Regions from separate parts of the Mus musculus genome. Here region 2 is linked to region 1. Evidence: chromatin loops called from intact Hi-C (ENCODE). Cell type or tissue: heart. All regions are shown on one strand. Links, peaks and the distances in the headings refer to the core of each region. The heading gives the core; the rest is flanking DNA.

Region 1 (10,847 bases), core at 1,361-9,360:
CACGTTCTCATCCTGAACTTCAGGCTGGGAACCCTCTCCTCCTTGTCAGAAGCTTCAAACTTCAGTTGCACGAGGTTCAGAATACTTTTTAAGAACAAATTTCCTTAGGAATTGGAATCCGGGAGGTCTTGGTTAAGCACTGAGATAATTGAGCACAGGGAAATGGAAGGGATCAGAAACTATCTGTATTTTCTAAAGACTAACCGACATTGGAATTTGAGTTTCCTATGGGCTTAGGGAAAAATTATCAAATAAATCACATCCGAACTTTCTCCTAAGCGTTGGGATTAATAGATTACTCAGCACACAGGTTGAAAGGCAAGATAAATGTGGGAGAATCTAAAAGAGACAGTTCCCCGGCATCCATACTACTGTCTCTCTAGATTTTCACAGGTCAAAATTCAAAGCTTGAACATCTCTGCCTGTCACTGAACATGTCTGTCTCTACATGTGACATGACATTTCTTTAAAGCCTGTTCATGGGCTACAGGTAGGCTCATATTGCCATGCTTATCGCACAGGGAATCTTGACAACAGTGTCTGTCTATTCTGTTGGCCTGCAGATTGCTCACTAAGGGCAAATGAGGGGGGGAAACGTGTTTTCAGTGCCACAGAGAATGAAGAATGCAGTCAGACCTTCTTGGGAACAGGAACAGCGGTGAGCAAATACCCTGGTGTGTATTAGCTTTGAGGACCTTTCAAACTAAAGGTTTGAAAACTAAAGAGTGCAGTGCCCTGGAAGGCCAGAAGGTGGCGTAAGATCCCCAGGACAAGACCTCTGCATGGATGGAAGTGGAATGCTGTCCCATGACGCAGTACCGTTCTGATCGTGATGTCTCTTTGGCCCGTGTTATTTGAACACAGCATGACTAGAAACAAACGCTTAATCTCTCCTGGGTGTTCCGATTGATGACAGAGGCTGAGCGAGATGCCTGGGATCAGAAGAGTTTCCATTTTTTAAGACTGTGGGATATTTGCATTACACACACACACACACACACACACACACACAAAATCGGGAGATACTTTGCAGGAGGAACCTCTCTCTAAACACACAATCACTTCTATGTCACATTTCCTTATGCACATTCTGAAAATAACTTCATGCAATATTCCAAACAAATGTGTACACACACTAAGCTGTGTTTTGTATATACATGTGTGTGCACACGTGGAGACCAGAGACAGGATCCTTTGAGACAGGGCCTCTCACTGATTTCAGCACTCACCAACTGGCTAGGCTGGCTGGCTAGCCATCTCCTGGGACCCACCTGCCTCCATCCCTCCCAGTTCCTGGAACCTACCAATGGTGTGGCCATGCCTGGGGGACTGGAGAGCTGAACTCAGTCCTAGTGCTTCTCTGGCAGGTATTTTATCGACCAAGTGATCACTCCATTCCCTGAACTGTGTCTGAATTACCTGTCATATCGGATCAGACGTAGAAAATTCCATTCCTAGCACTCAAAAGTTTCAGAATTTGAAGCCTGTAGGATTTTTGAGGTTAGGACTGTTATTACAGTGGTCCGCACTATCATCATTGTTATCGCTGTCTCAGAAGTTAGACAGATTCAGACTCTAAGATGCTCAGTATCTTATCCAAAACAGGCAGAGGGAGAACTGAGACTAGAAACTACTCAGTCTCTTTACCTCGCTGCAGACTTCCTGTTCCTGCCGATGCATTATTTGACAATACATCTGTAGACCGAGGGCTCTCAGGTAGTCATTCTGTGGGGAAAGTTCCGAGTGAACCTGGGTAGAGTCCAGCTCCCCGCTGGGCCTGCCTTCTGACTCCCTGACTTACCTAGGGCTGTTAACGCTTTGATAAAACACTACAGCCCAAAGCAACTTGGGAAGAAAAGGCTGTCTTTCACTCATAAAATCCTTATAACCATTCATCATGGAAACCAATCATGGCAGGAACTCAAACAGGGCAGGAGCTGTTGCAGAGGCCATGGAGGGCTGCTGCTCACTGACTTGCTCCTAATGGCTTGTTCAGCCTGCTTTCTTATAAAACCCAGGACCACCAGCCCAGGAGTGATCCCGCTCAGAACTGGCTGGGTCCTCCGGACATGAATCACTAATTAAGAAAATGCCCTACAGGCTGTCTACAGCCCCATCTTATGAGGCTTTTACTCCAGAGTTCTCTCCTATCAGGCGACTGCAGCCCGTGTCAAGTTGGCATACAATTATTCCACACAGTCCCTGTCCACATGTATACCTCAGTCTGCATGTACCAGTTTCTAAACCTGCCTGAGTCTTTGCCACACAAAACTACAGCCATCTTAGATGCTGGGACCAAACCAAAGGATGCCAACCAGCCTGTGGTGACAGGCACCAAACAAGAGGCAAAGGAGGTCCACACAGAGACAAGAGTCAGGCAGAGCTGATGTGGAAGGGGCCTGAACCTTGGCAGATCTAGATTACACTGCCTCCATGGCTTTGGCTCCTCTCAGACCTCTGTGAAATGGTCACAATGCCTTTAACAAGATCAGCAGCTGGAGAGATGGCTCAACAGTTAAGAGCACTGGCTGAGTTCCTGAGTTCAGTTCCCAGCAAGCACATGGTGGTTCATGACCATCTATAAAGGGACCTCATGATCTCTTCTGGCATGCAGGTGTACATGCAGATAGATCACTTGTATACATTAAATAAATAAATAAATGTTTAAAAAAGATTAATAGCAGAACACATCTTAAACATTTCTGTATTGGGGGGGAAAGCTACCGTGATACATATACCATAGCATGCCCGACGAGGTCATTGTGAGAAATTATAAGAGTTGGTTCTCTTTTTCTAGCGTGTGGGCTTCAGGACTTGAACTGAAGTCACCAGGCTTGGTGGCAGTCACCTTTACTGGCTGAGTCAGCTTGCCAGAATTAAATAGATAAAAAATAATACAATATAATTCCTAACTCAGTCACATCGCCACGCATGTATAGGTTTTCTACACTTCTAAAAAGCAAATTATATTTTTGCCTTTATTTAAACAACAGAGAACCTCTATAGTCGTGTTGTATTAAGCTTCATCTAATGATGGCTTTCAACACTTAAATTCCAAGTTTCTCTGTCCCCCAGTCTGGATGTCAAGTGGTTTGAATGATCTGCAAAACACTTGAGCTCTCTGGGGGAGCTTGTATTCAAAGAAACCCTCCTGACAATCCTGCTGTAAATCAAAGAATCCTTTTGTACTGCGACTAATCACCTCTTAATTTATCTGCTTTGTGCATCTGCATTGTGGCGTTCTCACATCTTAAAGCAGACATTCTCGCCAGAGCTGTCTCACATGTGTTCATACGGACACTGTGAAGTGGTCACGGTGGTAAGAAGGCCAGGGTTACATGTCACAATGTACGATCATGGTCCACTGAAACCTGGCCTGCGCAGATGATCTGGGGACATGAGCTGTGTCTGTGATGAACTCATGGAAAATGAAAAATTATCCTGTGATTCTGAAGAGTTATCAGACCTGTTAGCTATTCAGAATTTATTCATTTCTGTGTCATTGAGTCAAGAGTTAACAATCTTATTTGTGTTAGGTTATCTTTACGTGTATAGGTAGACTCAGAAGCATAAGTTCTTTAAAAGCTGATGTTTTTACAGGGTTCATTTCCAGCCTATACTTGCCACTAGGTTTCAAAGCTCTTGCATTTTGCTTCCTGAGCTTGAATTTGCTCCTGGAATTTATTGAGTTCTCTAAGCGTTTTTAAGTAATCAAATCAAATGGAACCCAATTTCAGAGTCTGTCAAGGCATCCAACTGCACGTGTGTCAAAAGGATTTACTGCCAAGCAGGAAGGCAAGATACTTCTAAGTCAAATGTGTTTTCTGGCAAGCGGCAACGGCAAGGCCGGTTCCTTTCAGAGCGTGTCCCTGGAATCGGCTTGTCGGGCAGCCGATGGACATCAGGCAAGCTCGCTGGGGCTGGCTTGCAGAGCACGGCCTGGCACGGGCATTTCTAACCAGTGCAGAGCTGAACTGGCCAGCACTGTGTCACCCGGACAAAGAATACTCAACAACAAAACTACATGTAGGGTGAGTTGTGCAGAATGCCAAGTCAACTAAATATCCATTCCTAATGAATAGCTCAGCCCCAGCCAGAGCTCCGGCGGGAGTCAGCAGTGACACCATCTGCAACCAGCTTGCCACCTTTTACGTTTTCTGGGCTTCGTAAAACTGTTCAGAAATGTGTTCAAGTAGTGTCTCCCAAAAATGGTGATGTCACTGAAAGGAAAGCGAACAGAGTGTGTGGCCAAGTGAAAGAATCAGGGAGAGGAAGCGGGGGAGAGGGAGGGAGGGAGGGAAGGAAACACACAGAGGGGGGGGAGCGAAAGAGGGAGAGAGGGAGGGAAGGAGGGTGGGGAGAAAGGGAGAGAGAGCTGTACTTCAAATTTAATAATCAAAACTGCAATGAACAAAGGCATCTGTGTTGTAAAAGCAAAGGCAGGGATGACTAAAGGTTTTCTATTTGACCTTAGAGAGAAAAACAGCAAGAGGTCTTTTTTTCAAAACCAGAGTAAAAATTGCCAGATAATGGCACAATGACAGATGAGGGGGTGGAATGAAGTGGAGACCAAGGCCAAGTGCAGCCCAGAATCTCTGCTCCAGTGAAATGGCTGAACAAAATTTAAACTCCTGCAGTTTCAAAATACTGGGCTGCAGTTCCTGGTTTTCATGTTCTAACACTGCCCTCTTGTGACCATTGCTAGCATTGCAGGTATGGGAGCCAACAGCTCTCCAGTCTAGGCAATCAACTTTTTATTAGTTAGCAGAAAACACCGGGACCCTGCTCATTCAAAGCTTTGTACTAAGTGCTTTATATACAGCGAGTAGGACCCACTAGCCTCAGTTCATAGCGTATCTAACTGTGCATAGCCATACCCAACCCAGCTGCTGGGTTTGTATCAAATAAAGATAACAGTGAGTGTTACAGGCTTTAGTGACATCATAAAGCACCATTCTCTATTTTGAAACATGAAAGTCAGTCAGTCTTTAGGAATTGATATGATTGGAGATTTCCCTTAGTTTAGGTGTTTCCAGAATTGCTAAAAAAGCATACATGTTTCTAGGATTTAAATATTTGTTATACCATAAATTCTCCTCACCTATAAAATCTGCAGGGAAAAGCAAGGCCTTGTGTACACACACACACACACACACACACACACACACACACACAGAGAGAGAGAGAGAGAGAGAGAGTTGAGTGCTGTTGTCTAATATAGTAGGTATATATGCCTACTTTAAGGTTTACTATCATCATCATAATCACCACCACCATCATCATCACTATTGCTATTATTTGTGTGTATTGTTTTGAGGGTAAGATGTCCCTGGAGATGCAGACAAAGTGTCACTGGGGAACTGGAGAGACTACTCCTAAACAAGATGCCTGTTGCCAAGCAGAAACCTACATGAACATGTCATGTCGGACACCATTAGACATGGATGCTGCCTGTAGGCACACCCCCTTGTTGGCTGGTCAAAGTTCTGTAAGATAGCAAAAAGAAGGGCCAAGGCCAGAAGGCTGTCTGAGAAGCTGGGAGACATGTCTCTGATGTGAGTGCACATTGCAGCGAGCTTGGTGGTGAGGAAAAATAAGCATGGAATAAAAACACGAAGATAGGCGTGAGGGTTTGCAGGTCTCTAAAAGCTCCAGGGCACAAGGAGTTGCGGCTCTGCATTTCCCAGGATGCTGAGGACAAACACGGTTGTTACAAAGTAGCAATGCGGGAACTGGGAACAAGAGCATCAGGTCTTGGGGAAGGTCTCTTGGTGGGAGGTGCTCCTGCTATCCAGAGGCTTACTCTCTCCCAGTCAGGTTGCTCTGGAAGCCTTCAGCTTGGGGGGTCTTAGCTGCCCAGAAATCAAGGCCACATAAGCAGGATGTGGCTCTGGGGTCCATCAGAAGTAGGAAGAATGTAACTGCTTGAGAAATGAGCTATGCAGATCTCAATGGGATTTTGTGTCATTTGGAGACAGAGGTATGTGCGTTTCTGAGTTTGAGGCCAGCCTTGTCTTCTATACAGTAAGTCTCGGGCCAAGCAGGGCTATTGAGTAAGACCTATCTCACCAACTAGTTCTGGCTGCTGACAGTGGGCCGGACCCCTGTGCTGGGGAGGTAAGCCATCCCTAGGCCTGAAGCCCAGTGGGCCCCATCCTCACCACACAGCGAAGGCCTGACACTGGCAGGCCCACTCACTCCCTGAATCATTTTCATACTTCTCTACAATGTGGGATCGGTGGATTTCTTTACTGTGATCTTAGGCATCCCGGTGGGCAGATCCCCTGGATACTAGTGAGACACCTTTGGACACTTCAATAGGCCACCACGCATGTTGACTAACTGATGGAAAAGGAAAGACTCAGGGATGACAGGGGGTCCCAGTGGTCTCTAGCTCTTCAGCTTTGCCACTCCATCATCCTAAGGAGACCATGACTTCTCTGTGGACGAGCATGACGAAGCATACCTGGGCCAACCTATGGGTGGGCTCAAGCCACACACACACACACACACACACACACACACACACACACACACATACACGGTGTTCCTAAGCTCCTGGCACAATGTGAGTGATGGAAAAGGAAATAGCATATAGAATGGTCGGAAGGTAATAGGAGTTTATGAGGCAAATAGAATATTTATATATGCATTCTTAACCTCCTGGTGCCTCATGAAATAGGGTAACTTTTTCAGAAAAAGAAAAAGTATCAAGTCGATAAAACCCAATAAATCTATAGCACAAAAAATACTATGCCTGCCTCTTCAGGGGCACCACCACCCACTCCTTCATCCGAGTCAGGATCCTTTCTTTCTCCCAGCTGCCCACACAACACATCGACATCCCTTCTAACAGTTACGCCTCTACCCTGTAACCTACCGTTGTCCGTTTTCTTCCCTTGTCCATCCCACTTCACCGCTTGGGTGTGCTATGGAATGGAGAACCACGCTGATTTAACCGCACATCGCAAAATCTAAGAGGTGGTCAAGGATGAGTGGGTGGGTGTGTTGGTGAAGGCTTGGGACTATGAGCCTGCATCACAGGCAGAAGACAGGATCGGCTTCTCCCCACAACTGTGATGCCAGCTGGCCTCACTTCTATCCTTCCCTCTCCCCAGCCTTCGGGCACCATTGTTGGCAAGGACATAAGCCCCAGAGTCACAAGGAACTGGCTGCCCCACCTGACCCGCATGAGCACTGGGAAAAAATGAGTCAGCGCTTCCAAGAGATCACAGGTCTTGCGCAGGGCATGGCCACTGCGATGCTTGTAGGATGCTCTGTGCACAGCCGCCTGTAGGAGGCACTCCTACGCCAGAAGCCTTTCTTGCTCTGCTCAGTTCTGGCCCAGAAAGCATCTAATGTCCCCCACACAGGGGTAAAACTGGGGTGCATTTGAGAGCTTGACACTGTATCCTTTCTGACTTGGTGAGAAGACAGACAGAGGGTCCCAGAGAAAGAAAATGGAGACGCAGGCTAGCTAAGGAAGGCTGCTCTCTCCTCTCCTCTCCGGTGACTGGACCCTGAGCACAGCTCTGCGCTATCCTCTCCCAATCTGCTTCAATCTCTTGTAACTGTTTTTTCTTTCTCTTTCTTCACTTCCTACCTCCAACTCTACTCACTCTTTCTCGTGTGTGGGCAACAGGAAGAATTCAAACTTTGAACTACGTCAGATTTAAATTTAAATTTAGTTGATCTGCATCTGGATGGGCCTGGAGGGTTAGAACCGCTGTCATGGAGCCTCATATCCAAGCCTACGAATACACCAGCATATAAGTGCCTACAGATGAAGCCAGTCCCTGTATATAGGCATAAGGATATAGTGCTATGATAGATGTTCTAGGCCAACCTGGTCAAACACTAGATTTCTCATAAAGGGTTTTTGGATGTGATTAATGTCATAGTGAATAAAATTTAAATTTATTCATTTTCATGTCTCATTTGGGGCATGCACACATGCCATGGGACACACGTGGAGGTTAGAGGACAACTCTATAGAGTCTATTGCATCCTTCCTCCTTCTGCATACGCCCCAGGTGAGTTGGGACTGTGTTTTTTGCTTGATTGGTTGTTTGGGGGACTGCTTTTGTTTTGATTTTGGTTTTTGGGTTTTCCACACAAGGTGTAGCCCTGGCTGTCCTGGAACTCACTCTGTAGACCAGGCTGGCCTCGAACTCAGAGATCTGCCTGGCTCTACCTCCGAAGTGCTGGAATTAAAGGCGTGCGCCACCATGCCCGGATGTGGAGAGAGCTGTGTTTGAGGGACCTCTGTCAGCCACTTTCCCCTGCATCTCTGCAGCTCCCAGGAGGCTGATGGGGACAACTTCTAATACAAAGAAAAGTCACCAGGCAATGTAGAGAAGACTCCCAGAGAGACACAAGAGACACCCTTCCTGGTGCTCACACCTCGTACAGCAGTGACAAAACTGTCTGTCACACTGCAGTGGCACTGTTTGCACTTCCCAAGAGGCTGGCAGCTCCTGACCCAGCAGCCATTTCATCCCTGTCCTGACTGTTCCAACCCTTCACACCAAGCTTATGTCACACGAGACTCTCAGTGTGTGTTTGTCGTGACTAAACTAAGGAATTCAATGGACACTTAACTGTGGGGGAAGTAGGTTTGAAAATATGTCTCTAAAATGTGGTAGACAAGGTCATGAATTTGAGAAGGAGCTGGGAGGGTACAAGGAGGTGGAGCAGGAGATAGAGGGCTGGTAATGGTGTAAATACAGTACTCATATATGAAATCCTCAGGAAAAACAAATCTTACTAAAGACAACAGTAATGATACGCCCTAGCTTTATTTGATTTGATTTTGCATGTGATATGTTACTGAGGATTGAACCTGGGGCCTCACACATGCTAGGCAAGTATCTCACCACTGACCTACACACCCAGCACATTTCTGTTTTAATGACAGGGTAGATTACCTGGTGACTGCTGGTCTCAGACACTTTAACATCCAAAGACCCAGCCAGGACAGCATACCAGTTGGTTCCAATATCCCCTTGGCGAAACACTGAAAGAGAAACAGTGATGTCAGCACACCGTGTACAGGTTTGATGACTGCAACCTGATAGATCCCCACTGGCCATGGCAAGCTTGGCTTATTCTCACCCTTCTTTGATCCATTCCAACAAGAATACAACATGGCTTTCCTCAAAGCCATCCACCCACAAAGCTTATCCGATAGATTCAACATTCTAGGAAGCAGATACCCATCAATAGAATGCCTCCAGACACTGATCTGTAATAACTGATCACCCTGACTGCAGGAAGATCCATTGGCTCAACGTCATCACTCCAAGGTGGATCTCTGTGAGTCTGAGGCCACTATGTTTACATAGTGAGTTCTGGGGGAGCCAGCACCACACAAAACATGGACTGTCATAATTCACTAACATCCTGTGGTCCTCATCCTAAATACACTTCACTATGCTGTGATTCTTGGAAAACGATGACTCTAAACAGGAGAAAGGCTTATTGGACTTGCTACGTTATGCCACCCAACTTCAGGGGTCGACATCAAAACCACCGTGGTGGCCCACAGTGCCAGCACTCAGGCTGAGGTGAGAGGACCATGAATCTGTGGCCAGCCCAATAGTTAGCAAAACTAAGTCAGGAAGTTAGTTAATTAAATGAATGGATCTAATGTCGTTTCTAGAGTAACACGTTTCCTTTTAAACCTACCAAAGGATTGCTTCTTTTTCTTTGTTTATAAAAAAATTATAAAGACTGAGCCCTCAGTTTTCGTGTTTGTTTTCTGCATCCTCTGCACGTGGCCATGATCCACACCATTGCTGAACCTAAATTGTCTCTGAGTTTGTAATCTCAGAGAGAAACCATTTAGATCTTCAGGACAAACACTAGCTCCAGTATTATGCTAATAGTAGACTTTGCTACGTCATCGGTAGGGCTGGGGCGAAGGCTCAGCAGCTGAGAGCGCTTGCTGCCCTTCCAAAGGATGAGCCCATTTCCCAGCTCCATAGTTGGAGAACTAACATGAAACTCCTGCTCCAGGGGATGCGACCCCCTCCTCTGACCTCAGTGGGCACTGGCACTCGTGTAGCAGACATTCACACAGATACACACACATATGTACACACACACACACACATGAATACAAATAAAATAAACCTTTTCTTTTAAAAAAGGAGAGAAAAAGAAAATCATTCTCTGAAACTCTTGCTCCAAAATCTCTACAAACCAACTCTCCTGTTGGCTAAGGAACCACATGGAATGACCTGATTTTTTTTTTTTAATGTTTGTACTCAGAGATCAAGCAAATGGCTTGCTGAAAATCGAAGTCCTGCTCAGAGGGTGAGCAGGGGCCTGGCAGGGCTGGTGTATAATGCCTAAGACACAGCTTCTGGGGACCACAGGTGAGGGTATGCTCTGAGCCTGATCAGTGGGTGTGTTATGGAGAGCCATGGACATCCATGCCAGGACAGAGATGGAGTAAGAATATGTGTCTCTCACTCTGTGTGAGTGTGTGTGAGTGTGTGTGTGTGTGTGTGTGTGTGTGTGTGTGTGTGTGTGTATGAGTGACTGTGTGTGTGCATGCATGCACACATATGCCTGCAGAGGTCAGGAGAGAATCTCAGATCCCCAGGAGCTGGAATTACATGGATTGTGAGTGGTCCCAAGTGGATGCTTGAAACCTAACCTTCCAAAGAGCCACCTAACCTTGTCCCTGTGTGAAGAAACTTTTCAAACCAGAAACATGACCATGTGTGTGTGTGAACCTGGGAAAACATTTCAACAGGCACATACTAAATATTATTAGTCATCTCTAGGTCTGGGGATGACAGGTAACTTTTGTTGTTAATTTCCCAAATTACTCTACAATG
Region 2 (10,847 bases), core at 1,494-9,493, 58 kb before region 1:
GCCTTTATCCTCTGAACCATTTCTCCAGCTCAGTACACATTTTCCAAAAATGGCAAAAAATTAAATGATAAAATTAAAAACCTTAGTAATACATCATGATCTGTGGTTGATTAGGGTTAGTAGACTACATGTTCAGTCTTAATCAATCCTAGGACCACCTCTCTGTTGTGTGGGTTTACCAAAATAGGTATGCAACCATCAACCGTCCAGTTTCTCAACAAACATCAGAATTCTTTGTGGAGGATCCTCTGTGGTTGGAGAACCAACATGACAAGAGGTGACAATGAAAACAATCTGAGCATCTTTTCGAGAGCCTCTGTCCCTACTGAGGAAGTGCTGAGTACCACAGGACCCATTTTGCAGTTCTGTTCAGTTTTTTGCAGGTAACAGTAAGTGGTGGAGACAAGGCGTCTCTCTCTATAGCTCAGCATGTCAGTCTGCTGCAGAAAGGGCTGAGGTGTCAGATAGATTGTCCTTGGCACATGTAATTCAAAAGTACGATAGCAGCAGATCTGTCCTTCGGTGCGTTCCAAAAGTGACTCTATAGGAACTTACACCTGTCCCACCACTCGAAGGTAGAATAGAACTTTTAGGAGTTCCCAGAATCCTCTTTGCACAAGAGGAGAGACTGAAAGTCAGCAATAAGGGTAGAGGCAGAGCCATAATTCTGCCCTCTGAGCTAATGAGGGTTCACACAGACAGCTGACTCTTTCCACTGTGGGCATAGGCACACTTAACAAGATGTGGCTTTCTATCACCCTGCACCCCAGCATTCCTTCCTCTCTGCCTACTCCCCAGCATGTTCTGTCTAATAGGACTTAGATTGGTGCAGGGTGGGAGGCACTTCATTGTCCAAGCATGTGTTTAGCATGGGTTTAATTCTTCATGCTCCTGTGCCCAGAAAACAAAAGAAACAAACAAAATAAATAGGATTAAAAAAATTAGAGATGGTCTAAGCATGCTATTTTGCAGTCAGCTATAATTCCATAAAATGAAATACAGGACTCATATATCCCCCGAAGCATTGGGGTATCATCCAAATTTAGAGTTCTCTGTGGACCGCAAACGAACCTTGAAGCAAAGGCCTCTCTTTCAGTTAAGGATTATCATTAAGGATATGAGCTGTTGTGAATAATATTGATCAAAACCTATTTAGTTCATGTTTTCATTGTTGCAGAGATTGATTACTGGGATTCGGCTTTTGTTTGGAGTTCCTTCGATTGCAACCTGTGCAAAATGCAATTGCATGCCTGGATGGGGAGAGCCCAACTACTGAAGCATACAGCATTTCCACTGGGTTATCGACACTGCTTAATATTAAAATCTGGATTAATTTAGGCAAGGCATGATTTGAATTTATGAAACATGTTCTACTTTAGCTCTTGAAAGGTCAGGTATCTTCTACATCATCAGAAACAGCCTTAAAGAACATGACTGAGCAATCTTCGACTCCACTTGTCTGACTTGGTAATTCTGTTTTCTCTACATCGTGGAACGTTGCATGAGTTAGCCAGAGTCAAAAGTTCAAACCAGTTTCTTACCCCCTGTTTACAGGTTAATCTGCTCCTATTTCATCAGGCTCAAAGTGATGAAAGCCAATAAACTTGGCTCTCTTTCCCCACAGCTTATTATAAAATCTCAGTGTGATGGTTTGAATGAAAATATACCCTCTTGATTCATAGGGAGTACCATTATTGGAAGTGTGTCCTTGTTGGAGTAGGTGTGGCTTTGTTGGAGTGTGTCACTTGGAGGTAGGCTTTTAGTTTTCAGCAGCTAAAGCCAGGCCTATTGGCTCACTGTCTCTTCCTACTGCCTGATCCAGATGTAGAACTCTCAGCTCCTTCTCTAGTATCATGTCTACCTGTGTGCCACCATGCTTCCCTCCATGACAATAATAGACTAAACCTCTGAACTGTCAGCTAGCCCCAATTATATGCTTTCCTTTATAAGAGTTGCCATGGGCATGATGTCTCTTCAAAACAATAAAATTCTAACTAAGACACTCAACCAACAGACACCTTCTCAGTTATCAATTCATTTACTCAGGAAATGCTGACAATTGGAGTCTTTTAATTAATTATTCCCAATTTCAAAGCAAATGTAGCACACTCAGATGATAGGCAACCTATCTAGAAAAGCAAAGGGTGTTTCGTGGGCTCTTAAACTCACAGTCAGGAGTCTCTTCTCTTGGATGATTCTTCTGACCACCAGTAACACCAACTCTTTTCCTTTCCCCAGCTAGCGTAGTTTAAAGTATTTGAAAGTTTGTATCTCACTGCTCCTGTGGGATCACTCAAGTTACCTTAAGACACTCAAAGACCCAAAGCACACATAGCTGTCTTTTCAGGTACTCTGCAGAATCTTTTAACAATCTCGAGGACAGAAAATCAAATTGTATTTTTATTTTTAAGACAGAAAAGACGTTAATATTCTAAAGCTTTTGTTCCATGGGACAAATGCCATGAAGCTTATACTGTGAAAAAAAAAAGGAAGGCACAAGATCAAGCTCGATTCTTGACTGCACTGGTGTAGGTTTGGAGGGAATGGCAGGGTAGAGATCTAGGCTATGCTTCCCTATGTAAGTCCAGGGTTACCAAGCACTGGAACCAGTACCACACGACCATTAACAGAAGCCACACCAATGGATGGAGTCCCTCTCTACCACTAGCCAAAATCAGAAAAGAATAGTGCCCTAAATATCATCCATGCTATTTTTATTATTTATGGGGAGTGTATGTGGGGGATGTATGCATGCATTTGGGAGAGGGGTACACGTGCACCCATGTGGAAGCCAGAGCAGAGATTCTATGTTCATCCCCTATCACTATCGTATTACTTTGAGGCACGATCTCCCCCTGAGTCTGAAGCCTCCCCTCCCCCCAGCTAGGCTGGAAGTCTGTAACCTCCTGTCTCTACACCCCGCGGTGTTGGAGGTCACCACGGTCATACATGATTTGTCAAGTAGACATTGAAATCCAAACTCTGGCCCTCATGCTTGCCTAGCAAGGCCTTTTAATTCTCAAGCCATCTGTTCACCACCTTATCCGTGTTTCAACCACGTGTAAAGAAAGGAAGGGAGAACACAAGGAGGCTACAAGAAAACTGCATCTCAAGACATGACCTACAATGTCAGATGCTGTAGGAAGAACAGATTCTCCTCTACATTCAGGACAAGGAGGCAGCAGATGGCTTCAGCTAGTGGCGAGTCTATAAAGTGTCTTGGGTAGAAATTAAATCATGACTGAAGAGTGTCAGGGAAGGGACAGAATGGATACAACAAATGCTGTTACTTCCTTTACCAAGTTTGACTCTAACAAGGAAGCAAGGTCAAAGAATATAAAAGTGTATGGTGGGGGGAATGAAGGGGTTGTTTGGTTTAATTTTGTTTTTTTTTTTTTGGTGTGCAACATTTTTTATTTGGTTAATTTATTTATTTTGTTTTAATTTTTTTGTTCTTAATTTTTGGAGACAGAGAAATGGCATGAACTTGGCTGTGTAGAGAGGAAATGGACCTGGAAGGAGTTGGAAACAGGAAAAAATATACAGTCTAAGTATTTTGATAATATTTTAAAGTAAAGCAGAAGAATATTTAAAAGTAAATTAACAAAAAATGTTTTAAGTGATTGTTTTCTACACAAACTTATTTTTTTTTTTTTTTTTTTTTTTTTTTTTTTTTTTTTTTTTAGATCTCCCATGCTCATGGATTGGCAGGATCAACATTGTAAAAATGGCTATCTTGCCAAAAGCAATCTACAGATTCAATGCAATCCCCATCAAAATTCCAACTCAATTCTTCAACGAATTGGAAGGAGCAATTTGCAAATTTGTCTGGAATAACAAAAAACCTAGGATAGCAAAAAGTCTTCTCAAGGATAAAAGAACTTCTGGCGGAATCACCATGCCAGACCTAAAGCTTTACTACAGAGCAATTGTGATAAAAACTGCATGGTACTGGTATAGAGACAGACAAGTAGACCAATGGAATAGAATTGAAGATCCAGAAATGAACCCACACACCTATGGTCACTTGATCTTCGACAAGGGAGCTAAAACCATCCAGTGGAAGAAAGACAGCATTTTCAACAATTGGTGCTGGCACAACTGGTTGTTATCGTGTAGAAGAATGCGAATCGATCCATACTTATCTCCTTGTACTAAGGTTTAATTTTGAAGATTGGGAGTGGTTGCCCTGCCGCCGTCCCCCATCCCATGTACACTGAAGATGAAAAGGCAAAAGTTGGGCTGGAGAGTGCTCTTCCGAAGGTCCTGAGTTCAAATCCCAGCAACCATATGGTGGTTCACAACCATCCATAATGAGATCTGACTCCCTCTTCTGGAGTGTCTGAAGGCAGCTACAGTGTACTTACAAACAATAAATAAATAAATCTTAAATAAGTAAATAAATAAATAAAATAATAATTAATAAAAGAAAAGAAAAGGCAAAAGTTGCAGGAAATGGAAGAAATCAAGTGGCAAACAAAAGCACCAACAAGAACTCAGAACCAAAAAATGAAATAAAAGTACAGGGACATGACTAATCCAAAAGTAGGGAGAAGACTTGTATTATAGCTATAAGGGAGAAAGAAATCAGAGGGAAGAGGAGTGGTGGCCAGGGCTAAGAGGCCAAGAGACCAGTGTAGCCAAAATGGAACTTTGCAGAGAAGAGGCCATCTACTGAATATGAGGGGAGGTGTGTTTTGCCCAGAATTTGAGGCCTCATACAAAGGTCTGCACATAGGTGTTGAGAACAGGAGGTAATTGATAGTCTGGCTAATGAGTGGTTGAGATGATAAGCAATTGTGTCCAAACTGAACAGAGAAGGAAGTCAAGACCAGGGGAACCTGGCAGAGGTACCACCACAAAGGGTCCCTGAGGGATTCCTCAGGGTACTTAGCCATGCAGGCAGCTTCACACTCAAGAGACAACTTTGTTGTCTTTGAGTCTTAGGCACCCCCTGGTGGCGGCTCTGAGAACTAGTTGGTCCAATCCTCTCTCCAGACACACACTCTGTGTTCACTGTCCGTTATTAATTTCTCTTTAGATCATCCATCTCCTTCTCATTCGGTCTTTTAACTTGAGGTCTCTCCTCTCTTTTTTTGTTGCCCAGCTACCCCAGCTCTCTCTCTGTCTCTCTCTCTATCTCTCTCTCTCTCCCTCTCTCTCTCTCTCGCGCGCGCAATCCTTTACAAAACCAGTCTCAACCGTAATAAGCATGGAGAGTCATAGAACACACAGCTTGCAGGGAAGAAGGGCAAGGAAGCATCTCAGAGTTACAGGAAAGAGGCCCGCATTGTGAATGACTTACAAACTAATTTTGCAATTGTAACAAAACTAACATTTTAATTTCTAACCTTAGAAGCATTTTGCTATTAATTTTTTTTATTGCAAAGTATGTGATTTCTGCCTCCACATAGATTGAGTAGCCTTTTGAAGAAGTGGACTAGAGGTGTTTATGATATTGTCCAAGAGGACTTTTGGGCTACAACCTGTTTGCCTGCTAAGGGTATGGGACAATCCTGATGCTTGTCTAGAGTTCCTTAAAGGTCACAATAAGCATCCGAGGAATAATTCTTCATAGGTCAGAAAGAATGGCAAATGTCTCACAAGGTCAACCGCCATCTTTTGGCTCCCACTTCCTCTTGCAAACCAGGCTATTTTGGGATTTTTTTTCCCATTCCCCGTGCTCTAGTCCTTCCCAACCCTGACATTATTTGTATCGCTTCAGTGGCATTTTTTTTTTTAACTCAGGAAAACTTAAAAGTTCCAAGACTTCAGAACAGCCTTATTATTTGATATTGTGCATCTTGTCTGGGAAAAACTCCAAACACCGATTTGCCATTTTAAGCCATCCCTTTGCAATTCCCACTATCGTCAGCAACAGCCCTATATTATTGGCTTATTATTGATTCTCCCCCCACCTCCTTTCCCTTTACATAAGTCAACTAGAACATTCTAATCTCTTCTCTCATTAAGTTTTCTTGGTCCTCCCATTTGCTGAAGCCCAGTATTGTTTTAGCTTTTTGATTTTCAGAGAAAACACTTGCCTGCATAAATCACACTTGGCTCATTATCAAACCCAACATCTTGTCACTCCAAATTGTGACTCTTCACACTCTTGCTTCTTCACCCTTAAGTCACCCCATGGCCACACCGAGATCTCCTTGGTCCCTCCCTCTCAGCCCCCTCGCCATTTCCCCACAGCTTCTGTCCCAAGGCCCTGCTGCAGATCCAGTCAGCTCTCCCAGCACACTTGCTCTCCTGCCAGCCAAGCTCCTTGCTACCCTCCGTCTCCATGGTGAATCACACGCTCTTGTCTTGGGAGGGCAGGACACACCTCCCAGGCGAGGGTACCCAAGCACTGCTTCCTTAACTCCCCCAACAGTGAAAGATGAGCCTCAGTGTCTTCACTTCACAAACGAAGAAACTGGATTTCCTAGAGGTTCAGGCTCCTAGCTCTGGAATCCAGGGACAGAAAGTGACCTGCACTGTAATGGGTAAATGAAGTCCTCAAATGGCAAAGACTCCTTGTTCAATCTGTTTAGCATCAAGGAGCAACCTCAAGCCCAATGGTTTTTGAGAGGTGAGACTTGTAAGAGAGACGAATAAATGCAAGCATCTTCCTTCGCAGTTTCTAATCTAGTTACGGCGTTATAGGGAACATGGCAGATACACGGTGGCAAATAAAGCCTTGATGTATTGGAGAGGAGGGCTTGGAAGGAAAGCAAGCCCGGCTGCTCTCTCACCCTGGCTAGCATTGCTTGGTCATAGGATGCTTCTTAATATAAAACTCCCTCTTGTCTGACACTTCCTTCTGGCCCATTCCGCCCCCCCCCCCAAATCAGAACAATACACTGTTAGGGGGAAAGGCGTTGCAATTCCTGGGCTCCTTTCCAATTCTACAGCACTATTTACTTTTCCTAACGACAGGATAATTATTGCTGGATATTACTCTGGGATTTTTCCATATGTCCTTTAGTTTGGTATGCAACAATCCAAAGCTGCCTTTGAGTGTTTCCTGTTCACCTCACTCTACCACTTTGCCTTTGGTTTCCACTTTTATGATGACCCAAAACTTCACTTGCCTAATCAATACTTCACTGGGCCATGGCTGCTGGTGACTTCTCCGCTTTGACAAAGACTCCTTGGAAACAGCCTTTGTCACTTGCAGCCGGCACATTTTAAGCAAGTTCTTGCTATGTTCATCACTTTGGCAAGCAAGGACAAGTTCAAGGAAATTAGAGGCCAAACTTGACAGAGCATTGGGTACAGCTGCTGGCCCAGCTGTGCGGTGATTCTCAACGGGTCCATTACCTCTCGAACACAGCGACTCAGCACAGCTTCCCAAGTCCAGCACTCCTGTCCGCCTAATATATTTGGTAACAGCCATTATTTCAGAAATGAATGCATCCGTGTATTTATAGCAAATCACATGCCTCCTCTATCAACAATTAAAGAGATTAGGATTCTGCAGCTATGTTTCTCTAATTAGGACAAGATGGAAGATGTCGTCCATAGAATGCTGCAGTTTGGCCAAGGTTTCTTTCCTAACAAGAGTGCCATGCTTCATTTCAGCAGTCGGACATCCGGCTTCCTAGAGCCTCCTTCTTCCCTCGCTTGTGCGCGGGACTCTCTTCTCCCTCTGTCCCATGAAATTTTCAGGCAGGGGATCCCATTTCTGATTGGCCCTTCAAATTTCCCCTACTCCCTTCCAGCCAGCCACACGATGGGTTCAATGGGCTGTTTTAAGGCTTGTTTTGAAATGTCTTGTACACGGCATCACGGGGCCACTAATTTCAGTCGGTGACATTAGTTCCCCAGAGCCTTGGTGTATGTTACGTGCTCGCACTTAAACGGTCCTCCCCTCTGAACAAAAGCTTGATCTCAGTGTCTGGGCCATAAATTCCATCTCGCCTCTCTCCTGCTCTTGCATTATTTAAGCAATCTTCTCTGCGAGCTGGCTTGAGAATTTCCCTCACAGCAAGGATCTGCAGGCGCTGGAAGCTCTGCTCTAACGGGAATGTGGGCTCCGTGAGAGTCCCACCCATTCACGGTCTCGATAATAAAATATGATAATCTAATTTGGTAAAAATAAACTATGAAATCAGAGATTTGAGGCAAGAAACTTTAAAGATGCAATTCAGACTAGCAATCAATGTTCATTCAGCCATTCAGCCTTGCGCCGTCTCAGCTTTCTCCTTGTGCAGATGCTTAAGTGATGCTAAATTAAATAATTGACAAATTTTTAAAACTGCTGGAAATTACCATCTGTACTTAATTTTGGAATATAAAAAGGTCCACAGAAAACACCCTTTATGATTATTTTGTCTAATAACAGATATGAAACAATACAAACATCCCAGTCATAAAATAGAATGTGTTTCAAGCACTCTGGTTTATATATTCAAACACAGTTTTCAAAACAAAAGCTCACAGGGATACGTGAAATACTGTTATAAATACATTTTTTAAAAGTCTAGCAAAATAACTGAGTTATTAATTTAAAATGCACATTTATCCCTCTCACCTCCCACTTCCCTATAAAATATTTTTTAAAAAAAATCAAAACAATAAACAAACAAACAGAACAAATCTCACCCCCGGGCTTCCTATAGACAGTAATGATGAGCATTTCTTTCTCAGGTGCCGCTCCTGGATACACACTGAGCTAAACGGTCCTCTCCCTAGAACTTTATTAGGTGGTGATTGCATTTATGCAGAATTAAGTCTACTCCTACAAATAAACATGCTGGAGCTCCCAGGAAAAATAAAAAAACAGAGAAGAGAAATAAGCCCCTGGACGTGAACACACTGGTAAATACCGACAAACAAACTGACACTTACAACCAGACAGTTCTCCCAGGTCCAGCGCAGCGGTAGCCCTAACGGTACATCCTAGATTTTTTTAATCCATGTTCTGCTCGTCTCACTGATGGGACCATTCAGGCACACGGTCAAGTTGCAATCAGCTTCTCCCTTAGTGATGTATGAGAGCTAGACTGATTTATCTCGTCTTTCTACAGCACATTAGCACTAATGTCTGCGTATGCATCCTACCTTTCTTTAGCCGTTGGCCCGGCTTTATCATTGGTAATCTAAATTAAAGAGCCAGTGAACAGAGCAGGGTTGTTGTCCCCCACCCCTCCCTGTTTTCCATGAAACAATTGCCAGGCAGTCACTCCCAGACAAGAACCCCACTGTTTATTCTGTCAAACCTCTCCTGGATACCATTGAGACTGGAAGTCTGAGTGGCCAGGGGACAGGCCAATGAGGCTCTGGTGGTTCAAAGGTAAATTTACAATTTATGTTCTCCAACAGCAGATGGCCCCAGGAAATCCTAGAGAGAGCTGTCAGCTATGAGTGTTTCAGCTCAGAATTAAAAAAAAAAACAAAAACAAAAAAAAAACCCAATACTATCCACTGAGACAGCAATCAGATGTTCCTCCGACTGTCCTGAGTGAGTTCCAGCTTCAGGGTTTCAGAAAAATCTCTTCCTTTCTCCGTCAATATCCGGTTTACAAGTATAACCTCAAGTGTTTATCTTGATAAGAAATTTGAGCAAGGCTGAAGATCCTATCATCAAATGAATGATTAACCTTGTTGTAACCTGCTGTCAGCAAGCAGCCGACGGAGGAGCCGATGACAGGGCTTAAACCTTAGGCTGCTTGGGCTTCTCTTACAGATGCCTGTAATGCTTTCTTGGTCTCTCCAAATATTTGGGAAACAGAAACATATCAGAGTATGTTTTTCATGCAAAAGTTTTTGATCTCTTTAACATGTTGCTGTCCCAGCGGGTATCTCAAAGCCTTTAAGACCAGATCCACAATGATTATTGAAAGAACAGAAGGCCTTTATTCTTCTTTTAGGCAGCAAGACTACAGAACAGCTGCGAGCAATAGGATTTAGTAGAGACTAACTACAGACGCAACGTCTCTATTTTGGAGAAAACATGTTTGTTTTCATCATTTTTAAACAAGTTTTTGCATTCTTAATTTTGAGTTTTAAAATAAAGAAATTATAGGGTTGGAGAGTTGGATGGCTCAGCAGTTAAGATCACTTCCAGAAGAACCAGGTTCAATTCCCGGCACCTACACAGCAGCTCACCATCATCTGTAACTTCAGTCCCAGAGGATCTCAGATCCTCCCCGAAGCCTCTGTGGGCACCAGGCAGGCAATGTGGTGGAAAGACACAAATGCAGGCAAAACATCCACACACATAAAGCAAAAAACAATTGTTTAAATTAACAAACTGTAACATACCCATTCCTCTGAAAGCATAAAACATAGGCCTACCATTTCTGTTAAGATTTATCTGAGTTTTAATCATGAGGATGGGATGCATCTATGTGCATGTACTGAAGGTGGCCAGAGTCATCCGATTCCCTGGAACTGGGGTTACAGGCAGTCGGGAGCAACTTGCTGTGAGGTGCTGGGAACCGAGCTTGGGTCCTCTGGAAGAGCAGTACATGATCTTAACCACTGAGCCATCTCACTGGTCCCCAAACTTGTTATTTTTCTATAGATAGCTTTATCATATTCTCCAAGTCTCTACTCCTTAGCATTTACATTACCTGTGAATTTACTTCCCTCCCTCCCTCTTTGGGGAAAAATTTGGAAATTGAACCAAGAGCCAAGTGTATGTTGTAATTTTTTTAATAATAAACAAATGTCTTATTCACACCTCAAAAAAGTAAAAAAAAAAAAAAAAAAAAAGGCAGGGAGGGAGGGCCAGTCTCACAAATAAATACCACTATAAAAATTTCATCTCAAAGTTTCTGCTTCTCAACTTTCACTACAAATTCATATTAGTTTAAGTAAGACTTGGGTGGACTTCTTCAGGACTATCTAGG

What was found. Hi-C counts contacts between places; a loop is a spot of excess contacts. Peaks named below come from ENCODE experiments on the same cell type or tissue, not always from the same donor. Only the 100,000 strongest peaks of a DNase experiment are listed, where the experiment ranks them.
Region 2: a loop joins it to region 1, with 5 times the contacts of the local background. A loop is called at or near these places in 6 of 42 quality-filtered maps.

The regions. Positions count from the first base shown.
Region 1 is chr2:72,032,200-72,043,046 of GRCm38, reverse strand. It overlaps Rapgef4 (Rap guanine nucleotide exchange factor (GEF) 4), which reads right to left. Exons shown (of 31, transcript NM_001204165.1): 3 at 8,928-9,016. Among named protein-coding and RNA genes, the nearest start is that of Gm52555, 17 kb to the right of the region's middle. In heart, for the core only: CTCF peaks have their summits at 4,707 (motif pointing left) and 7,299 (motif pointing right); DNase peaks (open chromatin) are centred at 4,026 and 4,646; H3K27ac peaks cover 847 bases; H3K27me3 peaks cover 879 bases.
Region 2 is chr2:72,090,636-72,101,482 of GRCm38, reverse strand. The region is part of intron 4 of Rapgef4 (Rap guanine nucleotide exchange factor (GEF) 4); the gene reads right to left. Among named protein-coding and RNA genes, the nearest start is that of Gm29940, 41 kb to the right of the region's middle. In heart, for the core only: a CTCF peak has its summit at 4,966 (motif pointing left); a DNase peak (open chromatin) is centred at 4,952.